2 separate regions of the Mus musculus genome follow, and region 2 is linked to region 1. Evidence: chromatin loops called from intact Hi-C (ENCODE). Cell type or tissue: heart. All regions are shown on one strand. Each heading gives the region's core, and the rest is flanking DNA. Links, peaks and the distances in the headings are about the cores only.

Evidence for each region. Hi-C counts contacts between places; a loop is a spot of excess contacts. Peaks named below come from ENCODE experiments on the same cell type or tissue, not always from the same donor. Only the 100,000 strongest peaks of a DNase experiment are listed, where the experiment ranks them.
Region 2: it touches region 1 in a loop (3-fold over the local background); 6 of 42 quality-filtered maps call a loop at or near these places.

The regions. Positions count from the first base shown.
Region 1 is chr5:76,019,706-76,030,484 of GRCm38, forward strand. No RefSeq gene overlaps it. Among named protein-coding and RNA genes, the nearest start is that of Gm32780, 18 kb to the right of the region's middle. In heart, for the core only: CTCF peaks have their summits at 5,919 (motif pointing left) and 6,751 (motif pointing right); no DNase peak of the experiment used is centred there.
Region 2 is chr5:75,974,120-75,984,898 of GRCm38, forward strand. Kdr (kinase insert domain protein receptor) reads right to left here and starts at 4,336. Exons shown (of 30, transcript NM_010612.3): 1 at 3,983-4,336; 2 at 283-376. The coding sequence starts at 4,049. It overlaps Gm32727 (a long non-coding RNA gene), which reads left to right and starts at 3,213. Exons shown (of 3, transcript XR_868500.2): 1 at 3,213-3,859. In heart, for the core only: no CTCF peak of the experiment used is centred there; DNase peaks (open chromatin) are centred at 4,412 and 5,222; H3K4me3 peaks cover 2,352 bases; H3K27ac peaks cover 2,336 bases.

The sequences.
Region 1 (10,779 bases), core at 5,269-7,768:
TCTCTAAAGATAAGTGTGCTATTGCCAGTGGGGCAGGATCCTTCCTTTTTAGTTCTGATTGCTCCAATTCTTCCCTAACTGCACATATTAATTTCTCTTACCTCTATTTCTCATTTATTCCTTATATTTTTCTTATGATGTATCATGCACAGTGATCAGAAAGTATAACAAATATGTTAAACACTTAAAGATCTCCACACCCTACCACAGTCTCCCCAGAGGTAACCCCTGTTACAATGATTTTTCTATTTTACTGCTTTAGACATTTTCTATCCATACACATACATAAATGTATACAGGTGACTCTCGTGATAAACAGCTTTTCTAAATTTAATTTTTATTGCTTCATAGGAATGACTCCATGATCCTGGCCTATGGCCTAATGGTTATGTATGGACAGGGAAGGGTAATCACTATGTGCCCTACCCATGAGACTCTCACTAGCTCTGGTTTGATCTTCTGGTGTCACAAGGAAGAGACCAAGTAGTTTTAAATGATACCACGTGTGAGAGTGGGAGATAAGGTGGCCACACAGTGCTTGTCTCACAAGCAGTGGGATGTGAGCTCAATCTCAAGAGCCCATATGAAAATACCAGACATGATGGCACACACCTCTGAGAGAAGGTAGCAACAGAAGGGTCCCTGGAACCTGCTGAGCAACCATTCTAGCCTCACTGATGATTTCCAGGCCAGCAAAAGACTCTTTCTCTAAGGAAGTAGATGACACCCCTAAAGATGAAACACAAGATTGTCCCCTAGCCTCTACAAGCATGCACAACCACACATACACTTTAAAATGTAGACAGTAGAAAGAAAGAAGGAAAGAAAGAAAGAAAGAAAGAAAGAAAGAAAGAAAGAAAGAAAGAAAGAAAGAAAGAAAGGAAGAAAGGAAGGAAGGAAGGAAGGAAGGAAGGAAGGAAGGAAGGAAGGAAGGAAGGAAGGAAGATTGGTCTATGTATGGATAGATAGATAGATAGATGATAGATGATAGAAGGAAGGAAGGAGAGAAAGAAAGAAAGAAAGAAAGAAAGAAAGAAAGAAAGAAAGAAAGAAAGAAAGAGAGAAAGAGAGAGAAAGAAAGATGATAGATTGGTAGATAGATAGATAGATAGATAGATAGATAGAAAGATAGATAGATGATGGAAGGAAGGAAGGAAGGAAGGAAGGAAGAAAGAGAGAGAGAGAGAAGAGAGAGAGAGAGAGAGAGAGAGAGAGAGAGAGAGAGAGAGAGAGATGCTACTATCATGTCTAGGCAGTGGTTCTGGCCAGTGAAACACATGAAGACCATGCCTCATATCCTAGTGGAAGGTCAAGGATACAACTCATTTTCCAGGTAGCTAGCCAGCTAGATAGCCATTTGTAATTTCTCTGGACACTTGAGAATAAAAATCATACCAACTGGATGGGGATCAGGGTAACCAGGACCATTCATCCAGGGTGCAGATGAAATGGAGCATCTTTTATATAAACGCTAAAGACAATTGAAATTTTAACTTTTTCTCTCCTTCTTAGAGAGTCTTACTATGTAGCCCAGGCTGACCTAGAACTCACTGTTTAGCATAAGCTGTCCTCAGATTTGTAATCCCTCTAGATACAGTAATTCATGTATCTGTAATCCCAGCATGGATTACCGGAAATGGGAGGCATAGATCATAGATGGAAGAATCACCAAAAACCACAGGCCAACTATGAGACCAGCGGTCCTGGCATGCACAGTAGAACACCACCAGGGGCTCTCTCTCAAACAGGGTAGGAGGAGAAGAGCAACACCCAAGGCTGTCCTCTGATGTTCACACACACAACCCCACTCACATACATGAACACACACACACACAAATTATGATCCTGCTGCCTCAGTCCTCCAAGTGCTGGTATTATAGGCGTAAGCCACAGTAAGCCGTAAGCTTGGACTTTCCTTTTGCAAGTCATGTCCAATAGCAACAAAATGGCCTCTGTTGAATCAGTTTTTGTTAAGACCAAAATAATATGGAAGACCAACCATTATTACATATTTTTACGCTGATATTTCCCTTACAAAATGAATGTTTTACCCTTAGTTGCATTGGAGGAGGAGGAGGAAGAGAAGGAGGAAGAGGAGGAGGAGGAGGAGGAGGAGGAGGAAGAGGAGGAGGAGGAGGAGGAGGAGGAGGAGGAGGAGGAGGAGGAAGAAGAAGTTATTTCTGGCTCCCAGTTTCTACCTTGCTCTCTGCTTCTGGTCCACCAATTTATGAACAGCCCCATCTTCCACATGCTCCATCACTATGACACTCTGCCTCACACTGGGTTAGAGTCAGTATAACCCAGGACTATGGACTGAACCCTTAAAACCTTGAGCCAAAACAGATAACCGCTTTCTATAAGTTACCTTTGGTATTTGGGGTATAATGAAAAATCGAATTTTTTTTAACTTAATTTTAATCTAAATTAGTTTAACGTAAGCTAGGACTGAGTAACAGGACTGGGGGGGTTGTTTAAGATCATTCTAGTAACTTCTTTGTTTGTGGAAGAAGAAATGCTATGGAAGGAAGGGAGCCAGAATGCGAGCCAGCAACTGCTTTGCAGCCACTGTGCTGGCATTTTTTAAATGTCTACTTATTAAATCATAAATGCAGCACCCACTACCTCTCTGACACCAAGACACAGGCTTGAGAGACAATCTCTTATTCAAACAGTTTGCCAATCTATCAATTCACAGAACCCATTGATGAGCCACCAAGGTCAATATTCAAAGCTGCTCCAGACGTACGGGAGTGTGATGGCAGGAGGCCACACAGAGGAGGAAAGGGGAGCTTTTCACTCAAAGTCTCATTTGACTAAGAGGTGGGGCAGGAACCTGACTCCCTTCCTTCCATCAGGACCCCAGGTTCACCTTGCTTTGCCCTCACATGAAATCTGGCATTGGGAAACTTGGGACAGTCTCCCTCTGTGACATTCTGAAGCACATGGCGTCTGAGAGCCACGGCAGATGTGACCATGACCTCTACAAAACTCTGGCCACCTGTGACTACTTCCTCATGCAGGGACCATCAACACGTGTTTCAGGTTCCCGATACAATTTTAAACAGAGACAAGCCACTGCATTCTGTATAAAGACACATTTTGCATGCATGGTAGAGTGACCACCAGCACTGCCCGAGGCACTACCAAAGCTTTCTAAGTGCTGTAGCATTCCTAATTGCATGGGATCAAGCAACACCATCAGCAGGTAGGTTAGAAGCATAGTCCTTAGCTGAGGGAAGCAACGAGCAAGAACCTGTGTAGGCAGCCAGCGCCCTTTCTCCTAAATCAGCTGACTGTCTCTAGTTGTTTCAGAAGCAACCGTAGGGCAGGCCACCACCTTTGCAAGTGCAGTAGAGAATACTGCCTTGGTACTCGGTTAGTAGCCGTGCCTGCTAGCAGTGATGCCCCTCTCAAGGTGCCTTTGAGATCATTTAGACTCTAAGGAAGTGTTCTAGCCCCGTGGAGTCACCCACCACCAGGGCCAGCAGGCAGCCTGGCTCAGGTTTCCTTCCTTGGTGTTTTCTTATCTGTCTCCCATGATGGCGAAGCCTGAGTGGGGTCAGGAAGCAGCACACCGCCTCTGTTTTTATTCCCGGTGTGGAAATTTTCTAATTATAGGTCACACCGAGAGTTTCCATTCTCCCCCACAGCCCTTCACCTTGTTTATGTAACTTAATAAGCAAAGACTCAGAGCCTTTCTTTAAAAGACTTAAACTAGGGAGCTTTTAATGAGGAATCAAACTCATTCTCTTATCTTTCTGACTAGTTAATAGCTGCCTGTTATCTGCTTTGTCTGCAGCCGAAATGACAATCTCCTTTCTGCTTAGAGTTTTACAGTCTGATTACGCCCTGCGTTTCCTGTGCCAGCCGTCAAAAGCAAACACACACACACACACACACACACACACACACACACACACCAAATAGAGCTCTTCCAACCTTCATAGAAGATAGGATACATCACAGAACCAAGAAATAAGCGTTATAGAGTTAAGATAGGTAAATCATGGTGCCAGTTTAATAAAGGAGCCCATTAAGAGAAAACACAGAGGTTTCAGACCGTTGCTATTCTTTGGAGAAGGCAAACTATGGGCTAAAAGTTTTTAAGAGTTGTATTCAAGTTGTGTAAGCAAGTCTTCCCTAAATCAGCTGCCTAAAGAGAAGGCTGTGTCATCTTCACCTGGAATCCACCAGAAATGGACTCAAGAACAGAATCTTTGGGGCAAGCTTCAGCAGTAGCAACAATGGAACCTAGAGAAAGCATGAAAAGTTCGTTTGTGGCAGATACTTCCTATATAGCTAAGACCGGCCTCAACTGTGAGATCACCAGGCCTCAGACTCCAAAATGCTGGGGACTACAACCTTACACCACCACGCCCACCTCTCAGTACCTTTACTATAAAAGGTAAAGCCACATTTATTAAGCCATCTTTTTGGTTTTGTTTTTATTTTTTTTAAGCCAGGAAAAAGCTATGGAAGAAATCAGCTGATCTTCTCTGCCAGGGTGTGTGAAGAGAATTCTCTTTTACAGATCAGCTGAACAATGAAACCTACTGAGGAAATGTTAAAAAAAAAATGTAGAATTTTAGCAAAGGCCCCCAACCCTGAGGATTGGCACTGATATTGAACTACTATAAAATAAACTGCTTGATTATCCTCTAGGGTCTGAGGAATGTATCTACGCGAAGGGAAATTAATTTAAGAAGCAGCCTGCCAAGTGGGCTCGGGGAAGGTGTTTTCTCTTCAGGAAGCTTTAGCTGGAGCCCTGAAGCAGGAAGGCAGGATTCAGAAAGAAACCAGCAGATCCCAGAGACTCAATGGGCTTCGTGCAGCAGACACACCATAGCTTCCTTCTCCATGTGGGGAAGAGTAGTTGAGGGGCCGTGGGGGCACGGAATGAATGCCATTGGACCATCCTTATCGCCATTATCTGGAAATTCCCAAGCACCGTTCACTTAGGGGACATTTGAGACTTAGACATTCTCCAGGCCGTGGGTTTCTTGACATCTTTTAAATTTCTGTTCCATTTTGATATGTGGGAAAGCCATACTACAGGGTCTCAGCTGGACTTCAGGATGTTCTTCCATGTGGAGATATAACAGAGAAAACCATCTGGTGTAGGAAGTGCCCGTCTAGTTTAAAGCCTTTATGATTCTATGAAAGATATATACTGTTATTATTAATTGGTATAAATATCTCCTGTACATGGATAGCTCTCATCAGCATTTATACCTACTATATTATTATACTTTATTCTTCCTGAGCATCACACCTGCTTTCTCTCCTTCTCAACACCCTTCCCCCAAGCCCTTTATAAAGCCCATTCTCTTAGGACCTAATCTAAGAATTCATCCAGGTCTGACATATATACCTCTGGGTGATTTACTAAAGCAAATTGTAAGAAACTTGCTAAGCTCCTAGAAAATTAATCAAGAAAATATTCAGGCTCATGAGGGGGAGGGAGGAGATAATGAGATTGCTAACCTACAGGTAAAAAGTAAACACCGTGCTCTTTAACACCTCAACAAGTGGCTGAGGTCCCCTGAGCCAGTTGAACCATTGCCCTGAGACCACAGCACACTAATGGAGACTCCAGGTCCACCACCAGCTCACACCATGTTTCTAGGCAAATTAGGTAAAAAAAAAAAAAAAAACAAAAAACAAAAAACAAAAACTCTTTCCTTGAGGAACTTCCATTTTTCACCTACTAACAACAACAACAAAAAATCATTATAATATAGTAGTAACGTTTAAAGGAAACCTATTTCTCTGGGGCAGGAGAGATGGGAGATGGTTCAGCAGCTAAGAGCACACATTTCTCTTGAAAAGGATCTCAGTTCAAATCCCAGCACCCATATTAGGCGACTTACAACTGCCTGTGACTCTAGTTCCAAAGGACCCAATGCCACCTTCTGGACTCTGTGGGTACCTGCACTCACATTCCCACACACGGATACACACATGTGCACATAATTCATATTAAATAAATAAGTAATACAATCTTTTAAAAGATATTTAACCTTCTGCTCAGGCTAACATTCCATGTAAGTATATATGAATAGGTTATGTCTGTGATGGAAATTATGCTCTGTGGACAGCCCTTTGTTCGGTCCATAACTTCCCCAGTGGTACTCACACCCGGATCATCTCTTGGATTTGTGGCTCTCAACACAAATTCAGAGAAGCTCTGACTTCCGTGCATGGCATCTAGATCAGCTCCAGGCACATGGTATGTTTTCCATAGTCGTTGAATGAATGAATGAATGAATGAATGAATGAACTAACCAATGGAATACTTCCTTAGCCTAAGAATCTACTGCAAATTCCTGACCTCATGTACAACAGGCTTTATGTTAGACATTTGTACACATTCCCTTGACCACTCAATTCTACCATAGTTACTCTTTGCCAAGTCATTTTTGAAGTCCTTCAACTGGTAACTTGCAAACCTGACAGGTCTGTCCTGCCCCAGGGGCTGCTATATCCATTATGAACACAGGACTTCCTGTATGGCCAGTCCAAGGGAGAAAAGGCACAAAAGGCCCATAATCAAATTCCCTTTTTTGCCTGCAGAGACAAAGTTATTCTCTGTATTCAGCCTAGACATGTAAAGAGATCTGTATTGACAGAGAAAACCAGGGATTTTTGTTGTTGTTGATGATGGTTGGTGTGTTTTTGTGTTTGCTTTTTTGTTTTGTCTTGTCACCTGTGAAGGTAACCCCAAGACTTACAACATCGTCTGAAGTGTCCCAGCCACTAGATGGCACCGAAGCTCAAATGTCACAGCACTGTAGAACACTTCAGCCATGTCTTAAAGAAGATAATAATACCAACAATAGCCAAGGCATCACTAAGCACTTGCTAAGTTCCAGGAGCTCTTCCAACATCAGTATGCACACCATTCTCTTGAATCGTTACAGCCCCTCGAGGTAGGTCCTGTAACACATCTATCTACTTTACAAAGAAGCTGAGCCTGACTGGCAAGTGTCTTAGCCAGGATCACACAGGTGCAAAGAGGCAGAGCAGAGACTGCTAACCCAAGTCAGCAGGGTGTGAGGGATGTTGGACTCCCCAGCCCAACATCCCTCACACCCTGCTGTTTCCTCCTCCAGAAACACTGACCTCTGACCTCGGTGTGCACATGAGCCGTGGCCACCACGGATTATTTTTGAAACCCCACAGTATGGAAAAATCCTCTCTCTGAGGGGAACAAATGAAACTCTCTTCAGGCCACTAGAGCACATTAGGCGCAAGCCAAGATTTATCTGTTCTCATATTTACTCAAGGGCGCAGCCTCCAAAGAACTCACCCTGGTGGTAAAGACCTGGATTACCGCCTATCCAATTTGGCTGCAGTATCATGTGGTGGAGGGTGCCCCAGGAAAAGCAGGAGACCTGGTTCTCCTTATTCATCCCAGGATGTAGACTATTTCTTGGCTTCTTGAGGGCCTGGGACTATATTTGCTAAAAAAAATAAAGACCAGTGGGATAAGGATATACTGCCAAAAATAGATACATTAAATAGAGAATAATGTGTGCTTTCCTCTTTCCAAGATGTGTGTGTGTATCTGTGTGTGTGTGTGTGTGTGTGTGTGTGTGTGTGTGTGTGTGTGTGTGTGTATCTGTGCGTGTGTATCAGGTGTTCACCTGCTGTTGTCGCTCAATGATGCGGTATTTTATGCTCTTCCCGGCTTTAAAACTAAGTAACTGCTTTGATCTTCCTGGTTCTTTTCTTTTATAACCAAAGCCTCTTTCCAAAGAACCATTTTTAAAACCCACATCTCACCAGAGCTGCTCTTCCTGGAAGCAACCATTCGCCCCATTATCAGTTCCTAACATAGTGTGAGGTCTTTCTCCACTCACATTCAACTGGCATCTTCTGCCTCAACAACTCCCGCTCAGCCCCCTCCTTCACCCTGAATAGACAGAGCAGATTCCAACCTCTAACTACCTTCATCTTTCTGTCTGCATATCTCTCTGCACCTGTTGGGACTCCACTGTCACCATCAGAACCTCTGGCCTTTCTAGGCTTCCTGACATCCTTTAGAAAATGATTCCCCCAGAATCTCACAGCAGAGAGATGAGAACATCACCTAAATCAGACTTCTCAGTCCTTCTCATCTTAAACTTTGCAGCCTGAAAGACATCTGACCCTATAGTGTTGGGATTGACTCTTCCCTGAATTCCTTAGTCTGAAGAATAATTACTGCCAGCCCCTAACACAACCTGGGCACACAACTCAGGCAGAGAAAGGAAATACTGGGATAAAGTGTGGAGCAGAGACTGAAGGAAAGGCCATCCAGAGACTGCCCCACCTGGGGATCCAGCCCAAACCCAAACACTATTGTGGATGCCAAAAAGTGCTTGCTGGCAGGTGCCCGATATGCTGTCTCCTGAGAGGCTCTGCCAGAGCCTGACAAATACAGAGGCAGATACTCACAGCCAATCACTGGACTGAGCACAGGGACCCCAATGGAGGAGTTAGAGAAAGGACTGAAGGAGCTGAAGGGGTTTGCAACCCCATGGGAAGAACAATAATATCAACTAACCAGTACCCCTGAGAGCTCCCAGGAACTAAACCACCAACCAAAGAGTATACATGGAGGGGCCCATGGCTACAGCCACAGCAGAGGGTGGCCTTGTCTGGCATCAATGGGAGGAGAAGCCCTTGGTCCTGGGACTCGATGCCCCAGTGTAGGAGAATGCCAGGGCAGGGAGGCAGGAGTGGGTGGCTGGGTGAGGGGAGCACCCTATAGAAGCAGGGGGATGGGATAGGGGACTTGTGGAGGGGAAAACTGAAAAGGGGATATTGAAATGTAAATATATAAAATACTCAATAAAAATTAAAAAAGAAAGAAAGATAGCAAGCAAAGGGCCCTATCATAAGAAGACCAAGGGCTATCGGGGCTTGAGAGTCCATGAAGATCCAGAGATTCCCAGCTTTGCCCTGCTTTTTACCTCTCTGCTGAAAAGTTGGGCCTCTGACAGCTGTCACTGTGGAATCCCAAACTAGCCTGTGACAAACAATGGGAAGTGTGACAGTTCCCCTGCTTAGGGTTTTGTGTGTGTGTGTGTTTTTCTTTCACAGGAAAAGCTTGACTGTGGCTGAATCTATGTTTAGACTGTTGTCTTTTGTGTTTGGTTTAGTAAACTGCATTTCAAGGCCCCCAGGATGTAAGCTATACTCATTACCTGCTCAATTTCCCCTCCAATAAGATTTTCACATCAGAATGATAAAGGACGAAGCCAAGCCCTGTGGAGTGTTCCTCAGTTCATGGAAACCGGAAGGGAGCCCAGCCATCTTCCTGATTGAAGAGCCTATCCACATAAAATAAAGCCAAACACGGGTTTCTTATCTGCCATGAAAATACGGTACTTTCCTTTTCTGTAAATTTGAGAACAATTTGAATCAAGGGAGAGGGGAAGGATCAAAGAAAGAGAAAGGAGGCTGACAGCTGGGGGGCCCTGTTTACCTACTCTGCCCTCCTCTCCCTGCAAGGAGTGAGCTAGTTGCAGCCTCAGCAGTAGTCAGAATTGTGAGGAAAGTGTTAGCCATTCTGAGTACTTGGTTAGGGCCTCCTGGTAAGAGTGAAATGAACAGCTCCCAATAAAGGCTAACAGAGAGAGCATCATGCACTGGTATAAATCATGACAGGAAGCCATTTCTCAGCAAGGGGTGCTCAGGAGTGCCTTCCCTCCACAGCCCAGCTACCCAGTGTTGTAAGAAGAACTCATCTCTAACATAAGTATCTGTACACAAAGGCACAGTCTGGACAGATGGAACACTTTTCTCAGGCCCTCTCACTGGCTAAATCCCAGGCTACTAACCCTATCCCCACCCCATGCCATCTCCACCCCACCCCCATCCTCATCCCCCATCCCCACCCTCATCCCTGCCCCCATCCCTACCCCATCCCCCTCCCCCCTCCTCTTCCATCCCCCCTACCCCTGCCCCACCCCCATGCCCATCCCCACCCCACCCTATCCCTACCCTCTTCCTTATCCTACACCATCCCCATCCTCACTCTCTTCCTTACCCATCCTCACTCCCACCCTCACCCCCATTCCCACTCCCACCCTCGCCCCAACTCCTGCCCAAAATGTCATATGAAACAAATACAGAAAAATAGGAGAAGGTAGACCCTTAAGAGATCTTAGACCTAAGAAACTGGGCTCAGGACTGAAATTCCTTACATAGGTTTGACATGACATTAAAGAATTCAGCAAAGTGAGCATGCCAGTGGCTACAGATCTCAAAAAAAATAAAACGCCCTAGCAGAAGCTAGCCCTGACTAGAGGAAAGGTAAAACCTAGCAAGACACAAATCTTTTGAGAATATCCATTCTTCCTCGACCAACAGCATGGCTGCCCCAGCTAGGATCCAGCAAAGGCTCAGTGAGGGACCCAGAATTCACTCTCTAATGACATTGGCAAGATGACTTCTGTGACTCAAACATTTATGTTCTCTCCTCAATTCACATTGAAACTTGATACCCAATAAACTGTACTAAGAGGCAAGAATTCTGTGTGGTGATGACTACGGCACCATCTTGGAAGAGCCCATAAGGTCCTCAGATGACACCGAACACACCAGTTCCCTGATCTGAGACCTTAAACCTCCAAGTCTGTGGAACTTGTTCCTGTTCTTAAAAAATTACCTATGTGGTATTTTATTTCAGCAGCATAAATGAGTTGAGACAGGAGCCCAACACCCCCATGCGGTCATGGGGTCAGAACCCAAGGACTTGATCTCTGCCAACTGACAACAGCACACAGACAC
Region 2 (10,779 bases), core at 2,980-5,479, 48 kb before region 1:
TGCTAGTTTTAGGCACATCATCCCATGCATTCATGTGTGTTCCTGTGTATGTTATATTTGTGTAATATGTTTGTGCATGTTGAAAACGGCTCAGCAAAAGAGTACAAAGGTTTGAAAAGACTTTTTCCATTGTTTCATTATTAAATAGGTTCTTAGAAGTCTCATGATTTATAAACAATTGTAACAATACTATTATACTTCTGCAATAGTGGAAATTGTTGTGACCTCAGTAAACAATGAGTCCTTTCACATAGGAAAGCTGGCTCAAAAAGGAATCCTTACCTGCAAGTAATCTGAAGGGTTGTATTTGCCAAAATTGTCAGTATGTCTTTCTGTGTGCTGAGCTTGGGGGGATGGAGAAAATCGCCAGGCAAACCTAGAAACAAATTAGAAAAGAGTTGGATCCAATAGGAAAGCCCTTCCATAAACAATGCACACTCCAAGTTTTAAAAGGCCTCTTCAGCAATTCATTGTATAAAGGTGGGATTGACTTTGCCCCAGTCCCAGTTAAAGTTCACAAGCTCTGTCATAACAGGAAGAATGGGCAGATGGTCACAAACCAACACAACAGCTCTGCAATTCACGGCACCAGGGTGGAGTTCCTGTTTTCCTGCGTTGCCAACTTCAAGGTCTTACAAAAGGATACGGGACATTGAAACCCGATGAACCTCCATCTGATGATCTCAGGCCCACTGACATTTCTTGTAAAGCATAGGATGCACAGATCTGACTAAATTGCTGATTAATGAAAACTCCCTGGAGACATCTCTCTACAGCTCGTCTCCATACCCCTGAAAGGGACGGGAGCCACTGTGACCCCGTCCCATTGTCTTTTATCATGCTGTGTACCAGACTTCCTTTGGTATCTGAGCTGCAGAAGCTGAGGCAGTGGCTTCTAAAGACAGCACATTTAAATGGAGGAAAAGGAATTGGGGAAGAGAAATATCTCCCAAGTTCATGCATACATGCATATTCATAAACTCAGAGCAAAACTAAAAATAGTGTAAGTCTAATGAGCAATAGCTAGGGGGTCCCAACTCATTAATCAAAGCTCTGAGCTCATACCAATACAAAGCTGGAGACATAAGACACTTGTTACCTAACTGATTGAAATGCAAAAAAGCATCTTGAGAGATACATACCACTGCAGGTCATTACACAGCGAGATAACTAGTTTTCAGTCAACTAACCTGTAACATGCCCACCATGGTAAAGGACATCAGGATCTTCCAGCTCTTAGCTTAAAACGCGAGCTACCTAGTGTGGTGCACACACCTGGAAGCCCAGCATTCTGATGAGTGAGACAAATGGACCGCAAGTTTGAGACTAGCCTGGGCCACACAGTGAGACTCTGTCTCAGAAGAGAAGAATAACTAATTAATAGCAGGCAGGCATCCAGGCTTTCTAATTCACACTGACTAAGAACAGATGACTCCTAAGGCCTCAGCTGGCATTGACGTTGTTGGGCAAATAAGTGAACGTGAACGAAGATGAGGCCATGTCAATAAAGTATTAGCAAAGAGCCAAGGCAAATAGCCAATGCCGTGACACTGTGGCCCTCTGAGAACAGCCAGAGGCAGCTGTCCACTGGCTCACCTACACAGATGTGCAATAGTCTACAGCTATGCCACCCTGAATATACCCAACCTAATAAGATGTACATGTGTTGCTGTTACAACTATAGATTTAGTAATTAATGACATATTTTTAAAACATTGGTAATTAAATGACATTAATGAATCTCAGAAGCTAGTTGGCATTGTTAAAGACTTGTGTTTGGGCCGTGATTCTAAACTTTACAGTGTGTTTATTCCTAGACCAACAAATTATGCATTTTAAATGGCATTTAAAGTGACTGGATCACAGATGCTCTTGGTCTGCCCTGAGACAGCTATAGAACTGGGTAGTCATATTCAATTAATCGGCATAATATTTGTCAATATGAAATAAGTCACTGTCCCTAACATAGGCAAGCAGTTAAAATGCTCTTAAACAAGCCTTTCAATAATGGAATCTTACTTTGTTTGAGAAGAAGCAGGAAATGAGAAAACAATTTGTTTGATAAGTAGATTCTAAACATGACTGAGAACCATTAACCTGCAAACAATCACTGGATACGCTCATCTGATGAACTCATTAGTCAGGCAGATGTGTGAGGAAAATGTAGTAGTAACTCGTCACAAACTGCGCCCACTGCACCACCACAGTAAATGGCCTTTATTCTTCAGTGCCAGGAAGCGAGCGCAGAGCCTCAGCGCTCTACCGCTGATCTACACGCCAGAGCCACTAAGAGCTTCTCAACTGTCTCTGTAATAACATACAGCCATAGATTCTCTTAGAGTGCAGGCACGTTGGCTATGCTCATCTTTAAAGGATGCCCCATACCAATACATGTCTGCAATCAAATCCAGTCAATGAGGTTATCAATAACTGGAGATTTACATCAGTGACTAATGCTCATCCATCGCCTTTATTAAACCTCATTCATTTTCATCGGCAAGTTTGGGTTCTGTTCTTTAGACAGCTCATTCTGACTGCAAGAGGTACATATGCTACTATACAATAAAAGCCCTTTTATGTTCAAATCCGATAACCAACATTAATTAATTTGTGCACTGTTATCCTTCCCGCTCAAAGACCAGAAGGAAAAACAACAGCGGCTCTGTCTCGAGACTTGGATGGCACCAATTATAGCCCAATCCAATTAAGCAAGTCACACACTCCAAAAGGGCAACCTCCATCTTATTCAGAGAACGGGACGCTGTTAAGCTGCTACACTAGGAATTCTCTGGGCTTTAAAGCAACTTGCTTCTCTATGGAACCCAGGGCAAGCACATGTTCCAGGCTGTCTTTCTCTTCCCAGAAAGGGGGAGAGTGCGGCCTTCTCAGGAACAAGAGGGCACTCGTGGTGGAGCTAGCCTGATGAACCAAGTCATTATGAGGAAAACTCAATAGCTCTAGACAGGCGATCTTGGCGCCGTATGTCAGTGCCAATGCTTTTAAGCCATGCGATTCTCTTAGGGCGCAAGGAATGTTTCTGCAGAATTGACTTCTTTTTTCCTGATTCTCCATTCTCCAATGGGTGGAGATTGGAAATCTGCAAACTGTGGCTTCAAAAAGGAAATGACAGAGAAATAGAGGAGGAAGAGGAGGAGGAAAAGGAAGAGGGAAAGGGAAGGGAAGGGAAGGGAAGGGAAGGGAAGGGAAGGGAAGGGAAGGGAAGGGAAGGGAAGGGAAATTATTGCACAAAAGCCCAAGAGCGAGTGTGGGCCTAACCTTGAAGCAGAGGGCATTTTAAAACAAGAAAAGTGACCTATAACTAGGTGCCAAGCTCAAGAGTTTCTGAGACTTTCAGAGTTTACCCCAGGACCAGCGCTTTGGAGTCGGTAAGTGGAGAGTTATTTAGTTTAATACACCTGGAGAAGCTGTCACAGAAGAGAAAGCCGCGTCTTCCTCCTACCAGCAAAAATAGCATTCTGCATCAAAGAAAGTTGAGGGAGGAAAGTGTTGCTCTATGAAGAGACCTCACCTCACATAGTCCGTGCGCTTACACGCTGGAGCTAAAGGGGAGCGGAGCCAGAGGCGGATTCCCTGCCCCACACTAGGGCGGTGGGCAACAGCACGGAGTGATTGATGCCAGCCGGGCCGCTTGGCTTGAGCTGGCTTCCCAGCGTTTGACCGCCTGTTCCTGCCAGTGGGAGCATCTCCTGCCCCGGCTCAGGCCGCCTTTCCACTCCTGCCTACCTAGCGCCAGGGGCTGTGACGGCTCCGCAGGACACGCTCCAACCGATGCCCGGGGGAGAGTAGAATCCTGGCTGAGTCATTTCGGAAGAGTCTTTGAACCTCAGTTTCCCCATTGGTAAGTGAAAGAACACCCAAGGGAGGAGGGTCTCTAGAGCTCTACGAGTTAGGTCCTCTTCTATTCCCACTCTCCGCCCGCACCCTACTTCTCCGCCTTACTACTAAAGAGTGGGCTTCTTACCCACAGAGGCGGCTCGGGTCTCCACGCAGAACCACAGAGCGACAGCTAGCAGCGCCTTGCTCTCCATCCTGCACCTCGCGCTGGGCACAGAGCCCAGTTCTCAGGCACAGACTCCTTCTCCGTCCCTGGCCCGCAAAGAAGTCACAGAGGCGGTATGCGCCCCCGCAGCGCAAGACCGGGGAGAGCGCGGGGCACCGGCGCCCTGGCTCCAGCCGCGGCTGCAGCGGTGTCCGCGGAATCGGGTCAGCCAGGTTATCCCGGCTGCGGGACACAGTCTGGGCTTTCAGTCCTGCCGGGTAGCGGTCCGCGCGATCTAAGGAAACACAGCTTACTCTCTTGGGGTCCTGAGGACTCAGGGCAGAAAGAGAGCGCCGGCTACACACTAGCGAATGGGGGCGGGGTCATTACCGGGAGGGGTGGGGACTCCCTGCGTCCGGCCACGCCCCCCACTGGATACCAGGTTTGGGTTTCCCGGTTTCCCACGCCCACTCCCCCACTACCCCGGAACTGTGCCGGGCGGCAAGTCGCATCTGAGAGCAAATCTGGACGCAGCTCGGTTTCTGGTGGAAGTAAAATGTAGCCAGTAATGGGCTCTGAGACACTTGCTGCCCCCAGCAACCTGGGAAGCATCACCAGAAACACGAGGCCCACTGCGCCCTCATTAGGAGCCTGCAAGTGCAGAACTCTCTTCGCCGCTGCACTGAAAGTCCCAAGGGACCAAAAATCCGCCCGCAGTTGGGAGCATGAAGACAAGAACCCCTGAACCTAGATGTACTCGGGGCACAAACTTGCAGTGAGTTGGTCAGTACTTGGAAGTTTTGTTTTATGGTGCTTTGGCCACCGCATCCCCCGCCCCGTCTGAATGTTTTAATTAGAAGATAGGCGCTTATCCAGGTTGCCAACGCCTCTACTGTTTTCTCGTCCATCTGGCAACTTTAAATCGTCCGAAGTTACCTGATTAGCCCTAGAAGACATTTCGGTTGTGAACTCCTGCCTGGCTCGGTCCAGAAAACCCATAGCAAGGAGATGCAGGGAGCTGGCGGTGGTCAGGGCTCCAGGGCAAATGCACAGAGAAGAGCCCCCGGTCCTTCTCCAGTGGCTGCTAGAGTGCTTTTGTCTACCCAGTTCCATGACCACGGTCCCCTACAGTAACTTTGGCCAGGCCCCTTTTCAGAGCTGACCTTTCAGCCAAGATATGCTTGGGGGGAAGAGAAGGGAGAGTTTCTTGCCAGAGGCGCCAGTGTAGGAACAAAGAGGAAACCGGTCCCATGTGAACAGTCCCCCCCCCCCCCCCAGCTATGTAGACTTCAAGTAGCGACTAGAGAGGAACAGCAGCCTTCACCCCTCGTTTTCTTTCCATTCCTTTCCTTCCACGCCTGGGAAATGACAACAAATATCTTGTGACATGTTTTACTCCTGGCAAAAACCAAATGCATTTAGAATGATAGTTTAAAGGACAGTCTTTCAGCCAGACAAAGAGATAAGATTATTGTCTCTACATCGGATCTAAACTACACTGATATGCATGATTAATGATGTAACATGGTGCTTTTCTTTAAAAAAAATAAGGGGGGAAACAGGCATGCTCCTTTATCACGTGCCTAAGCCTCAAGTATGGTGCCAGAAGCAGGTGGCAAACCAGGAGGGTTTGTAAAATCCAGGTTCACTATAAAAACATGTCAACACATAGCGAATCTATATAATAAAATTATACTTGAAGATCTTGGGCATGTTTGGTGTGGGCATCCTCATTTAGCAGAGGCATGCCTGGTCTGCTCACATTTAGCTTTGTTGTATATTCAGCTCCTCACGAATGAAAACTCCGTATGAAGGCTGCTTGGTGTACCTATCGACAGCGTTCTGAAGGTTCTGGCTTGTTCTTTTTATCGGTGTTCCCCTGGGTGTGTGGCCTCTTAGCTAAGAGGTGTATTTACTTGTGAACAGGGTAGAATGTTTAAGGAAACTTCTCTTGCAGAGAGTAAAACAAACTCAAACAAACCTCAGCAAAAGAGCCAAGGAGGGCTGTCAGATCTGGGTAGAGGGAGGGACGATGGATCCTGGATAGGCGAAGGTAGGTCTTCTCCATCCCGGTGGCCAGACAAGGCTTCTCTCGAAGCCTTATTTACAATTCTGGACACTTCCCCTTCTATGTTTTACTTAAGAAGACAGTGTCTCCTCTAATACAAACCAGAACCTGCAGGCCCGTGGTAATCGCCCCATTTAGAATTCTTAGAGGAAACGATGCGTCTTTGATTGGCTATGGCACCCAAATTTAACAGGATCTCAGTGAAATCAGCCTCCTATACTCCCTCCCTCCACACACATAGGGAAATACTTTACACTTGTTTTGGGCCTTTTTTTTTTTTTAAAGACAAGATGTGTTTTAAAAAGGAAGAAGAAAAGGAAAAAAGAGAGGGAAGGAGAGGGAGACGGTTCAGCTTGTGAAGTTTCAGTGCAAGCATGAAAACCTGCGTTTGAGCTTCCAAACTCACATTTTAAAAGGCTCATGTGGTGCCAACCTTGTTATCCCAGCACTGGGGAAGGAGAGATAGGAGGATCCCCAAGGCGCGCCAGCCCAAACGGAGATGAATCAGCTAGTGACCTTCAGGCCAGTAAGAGGCAGTGTCTCCCAGCTGAAGCTCTTGAGAAATGATACTCAAATATACCTCTGGCGGGACCATCAAAACTGGACCTCAACAGAGCAGGAGTGAGTGCGCGTGCGCGCGCACACACACACACACACACACTTGTTCAAGAGCATTCTCTATTTGACACAGACATAGATGAGCAGTAGGAAATGTTATGAGAAGTCCCCAGAAAGATCGCACTTTATAAATTCCAGGAAGTGCTCGCCTGCCGCAAAGGTAGGTGGGAAAGAAGACATCTTTGCTTCTTACACGTTTTTCAAAATAAATGAATAAGTTCATTTTCACAACTACAGTGTGGCGCACTACCCTTCCTTTTCTAGTGGCTGCTGTGGTTTCGGTCATTGCCACCAGTCAGTCACATGCTTGCATGGCACTTCCCCATGTTTGCTTCGTGTAAGTGTTTTCTTAAGTTTCTGTTTAGCAGAGCATGTGACTACCTCGCTGGCAAGGTGGGCTCCGTTTATAAACCGAGCACACTCACGACTCTCAGACTTGGCTAGCCCTCCTGCGTTGTTTCCTTCTCACCATGCCCAAGTTTATTTTACTCTGTGTATGGCTTGTGTCTTTAGGAGGAAAAGAAGGCTCAGTTACCTGGAAGTCAGACTCACTTCGCTTGTTCTGTCAGAGTTCAATTCTACTTTACAGTGTGATGAGTGTTTTAATGACTTTCCATTCTTTATGTGAAGCAGACCAAGTTGTGCTACCTGCAAAGGAAGAATCTTGGTACTGGGGATCTATATACCCATGTACTTTCCTATAGTTACTTGGAACTTTAAAAAAAAAAAAGATAAATTGAAATTTTAAAGTAGAGTCTGAGAGATACCTCTGCATTATGGGTGCTCGCTGTCTTTCCACAGGACCCGAGTTTGGTTCCGAGCACCCACAGTGGGCGTCTCACAGCCCATTTCTACAGCTCTGGAGAATCTGTTGCCTTGGTTTCCATGGAAACACACACACATATGCTTATTGACATGCATATACATACAATTACATAAAATAAAATATTTTTTAAATCAAATATGTAAAAGATGCAGGGAAATTAATTGAAAGTCCACATTGCACCAGAGAAGGGGGTCAGAAAACAGGAGTAGCCAACATTTGAGCAGACACAGTCTGAAAGCTGAAGTCCATCTTTGCCTCATCCTTACGACAGCCATGAAGGTAGCAAGCTCTATTAGCAGACTTGGGGGCAATGAAAACAATTATTCTCGATGGTAAGAGAATGTTCTCCTTCCCTACTTAGATCTGTGCAAAAGGAAAAAACAGTTACATCGATTTTCTAACATCCTTTTTTTTCCTTCCCCCACCCCGAATCATTTTTTAAGATTTATTTATGTAATGTGTGTATTTTGCTTTCATGTTTGTATGTAGACCGCACGCGTGCCTGGTGTTTTCAGACAGAAGAGGGAGTCGGGTCTCCTAGAACTGGAGTTACAGATGGTTGTGAGCCACCGTGTGGGTGCTGGGAACTGGCTCCAGGGCCTGTGTAGGGATAAGTATTCTTAACAGCTGAGCCATCTCTCCAGCTCCATCTGGCGGATTTTGTTTTCTGCTAGGAGTGCCGATGAAAGTCAAGGGGCCACACTGTAAATGAATAACAAGCAAGTCCATTTAGGAGCACTCTTGATGTGATGGGCATATTCCTTGATTCATCTGTTTACTGCTCAAAAATAACTGAATAGAAAATGTAACATTCTCATAGTGTGGAGGAGGGAGTTTAGAAGGTTTAAGTAGCTTTCCAATATTTCACAGTTCTAAGTTGCTAAATAAGATTTGTAAAAATAGATGTTAAGCACCCAAGACCTTCAAGCTCACAGTTTTTGACTGGTGACCGATCTCATCCGAGGATAAGGCCAGGTGCATTGAATCAACGCCACAGGCTGCCTCCTACCTCCCTGCAAGCTTTTCCGTTTCAGTGATAAAACACCAGGAGCAAAGAAACTTATAGAAGAGAGTTCACTGAGGTTACCTTTCCAGAGGGCTAGGAGTCTATCATGGCGGGCAGGCATGGCATCGGGAGCAGGAATCTCACAGTGTCAGACACAGCACAATGCAGAGAGAGAACAAGGTAGTAGATGAGGGTTTATAGTCTCAAAGCTGCTAGCATGCTTCCTCCTGCCAGGCTGTGCCTCCCAACCTCCCTACAAAAGCTCCCCCAACTGGGAACTAAGTATTCAAATATCTGAGCCCACAGGGGACATTCTTGTACAAATCACTACATCCCCATAAATGATCCATTTTCCTAGAAAGATGGTGTGCAAAAAGGATGTTAAGGGAGGCGGGGGACTCTGAGATGCTAACTAAGAAAGAAAGACAAGTTATCAGACTCCTTCCATCCAGGGAAACACGCTCATGTTAGATGTAACTCTGCTATGTAATCTTCAAACCACCAGTCTTCCTCACAAATAGAGGTTTGATCCCTAGAAAACGTTGTGCATGTCTTTTAAAAAAAATTCCCTTAGTCATTGTGGACATCTTTCAGTATGGAGATAAAGCATGAGACCCAAGTAATGAGCCCTTCCTTCCTTCCTTCCTTCCTCCCTCCCTCCCTCCCTCCCTCCCTCCCTCCCTCCCTCCCTCCCTCCTTCCCTCCCTCCCTCCTTCCCTCCCTTCCTTCCTTCCTTCCTCTCTGTCTTCCTTCCTTCCTTCCTTTCTCTCTCTCTCTCTCTCTCTCTCTCTCTCTCTCTCTCCTTCCTTCCTTCCTTCCTTTTTTCTACCTTTCTTCCTTCCCTCACCCTCCCTTTTCTTTTCTGTTTATTGTTTTATTTCATATGTATGGATCAATCATTTGCTTGCATGTATGTCTATGAACCAAGTGTGTAGTTGATGCCCATGGAGGCCAGAAGAATTCATCAGATCCCCTGGAACTGAAGTCACAGATGATTGTGAGCCACCTCTGAGTGCCAGGACTTGAACCTAGGTCCTCTGCAAGAACAGCCGTTGCTCTAAACTGTTGAGCCATCTCTCCATCTAGCTTCCTGGAACTCTCCTGTAAAACCCAGCCAAGGAAGTAATTAAATTTAAAGGGGTGGCAATTAATACATAGTAAAAATGGTAAAGGGGATAACGATGAATGTTAATAAAATTCATTATGAATGTCTTAATTAAACAGATATTATAAAGATAGTATGGGGTGGGGCTAGCAAGATGGCTCAACAAATAGAAGCTCTTGCTATGAAGCCCGACAACCTGAGTTTGAGGCCAGGGACTCACACGGTAGAAGGAGAGGACTGACTCCTATAGGTTGTCCCTGACTTCCACCTGTGGACTGGGCCATGAATGTCTGCACACAGATAAAATCAGTAAATGGGAGAAGTGGCAAGTGAGATGACTCAAGAAGAACCTGATGCTCTTGAGATGACCCAGGCTCAGTTCTCTGCACCCACAAGGTGGTTCATGCCTCCAGTCCTAGGGAACCCAATGCTCCCTTCTGATCTCTACGGGCAGCAAAAATGTATGCGATGCACTATGACTGTGTAGGCAAAACACTCGTACACATAAAATTAAAAAAAAAACATTAAACATGCTTCCTGAAAAATGAATAGAATAAGTAAGTGTATGAAAGAAAAACTCAGGATATTAAAATTATATGTGTTAGGTACATCCTCTCCCACTGAAACCAGATAAGACAGGAGGTATCCCCCCTTCTCAGAGGTGAAGGAGAGATGGGGAGGGGTAAGAAGCAGTGGAGAGAGTTAATCAGAGGAGGGGGGGGTCTGTGATCAGGATATAAAGTAAATAAATAAATGGAAAAATATAACTATGTCCAACTTTTTAAAAGTTATATGTACTAGCCATGTAAAATGGACTTCATATGCTCACTTGTAAATTCACATTTAAATAATAGTCATATAGAATAGGTATAACCAGTCATGTACTAAATGTATACATTATCTTAGGCAATTTGATATAGACTATTTGGTTAGTCAAAGAACCAGAGAATTACTCTCCTTTTTCTGTATGCTCAGCACTTGTGTGACAGGCTAGGCAAAATTTTCAACAGCAGAGATTAGGTCAGATTCAGCCCGTATTGCTAGTGTGCGGCTAGGCAAAATTTTCAACAGCAGAGATTAGGTCAGATTCAGCCCGTATTGCTAGTGTGCGGAACCTCTCGATGTGTTAGTAACGTTGAGAGTGTTTTTCCTCGCT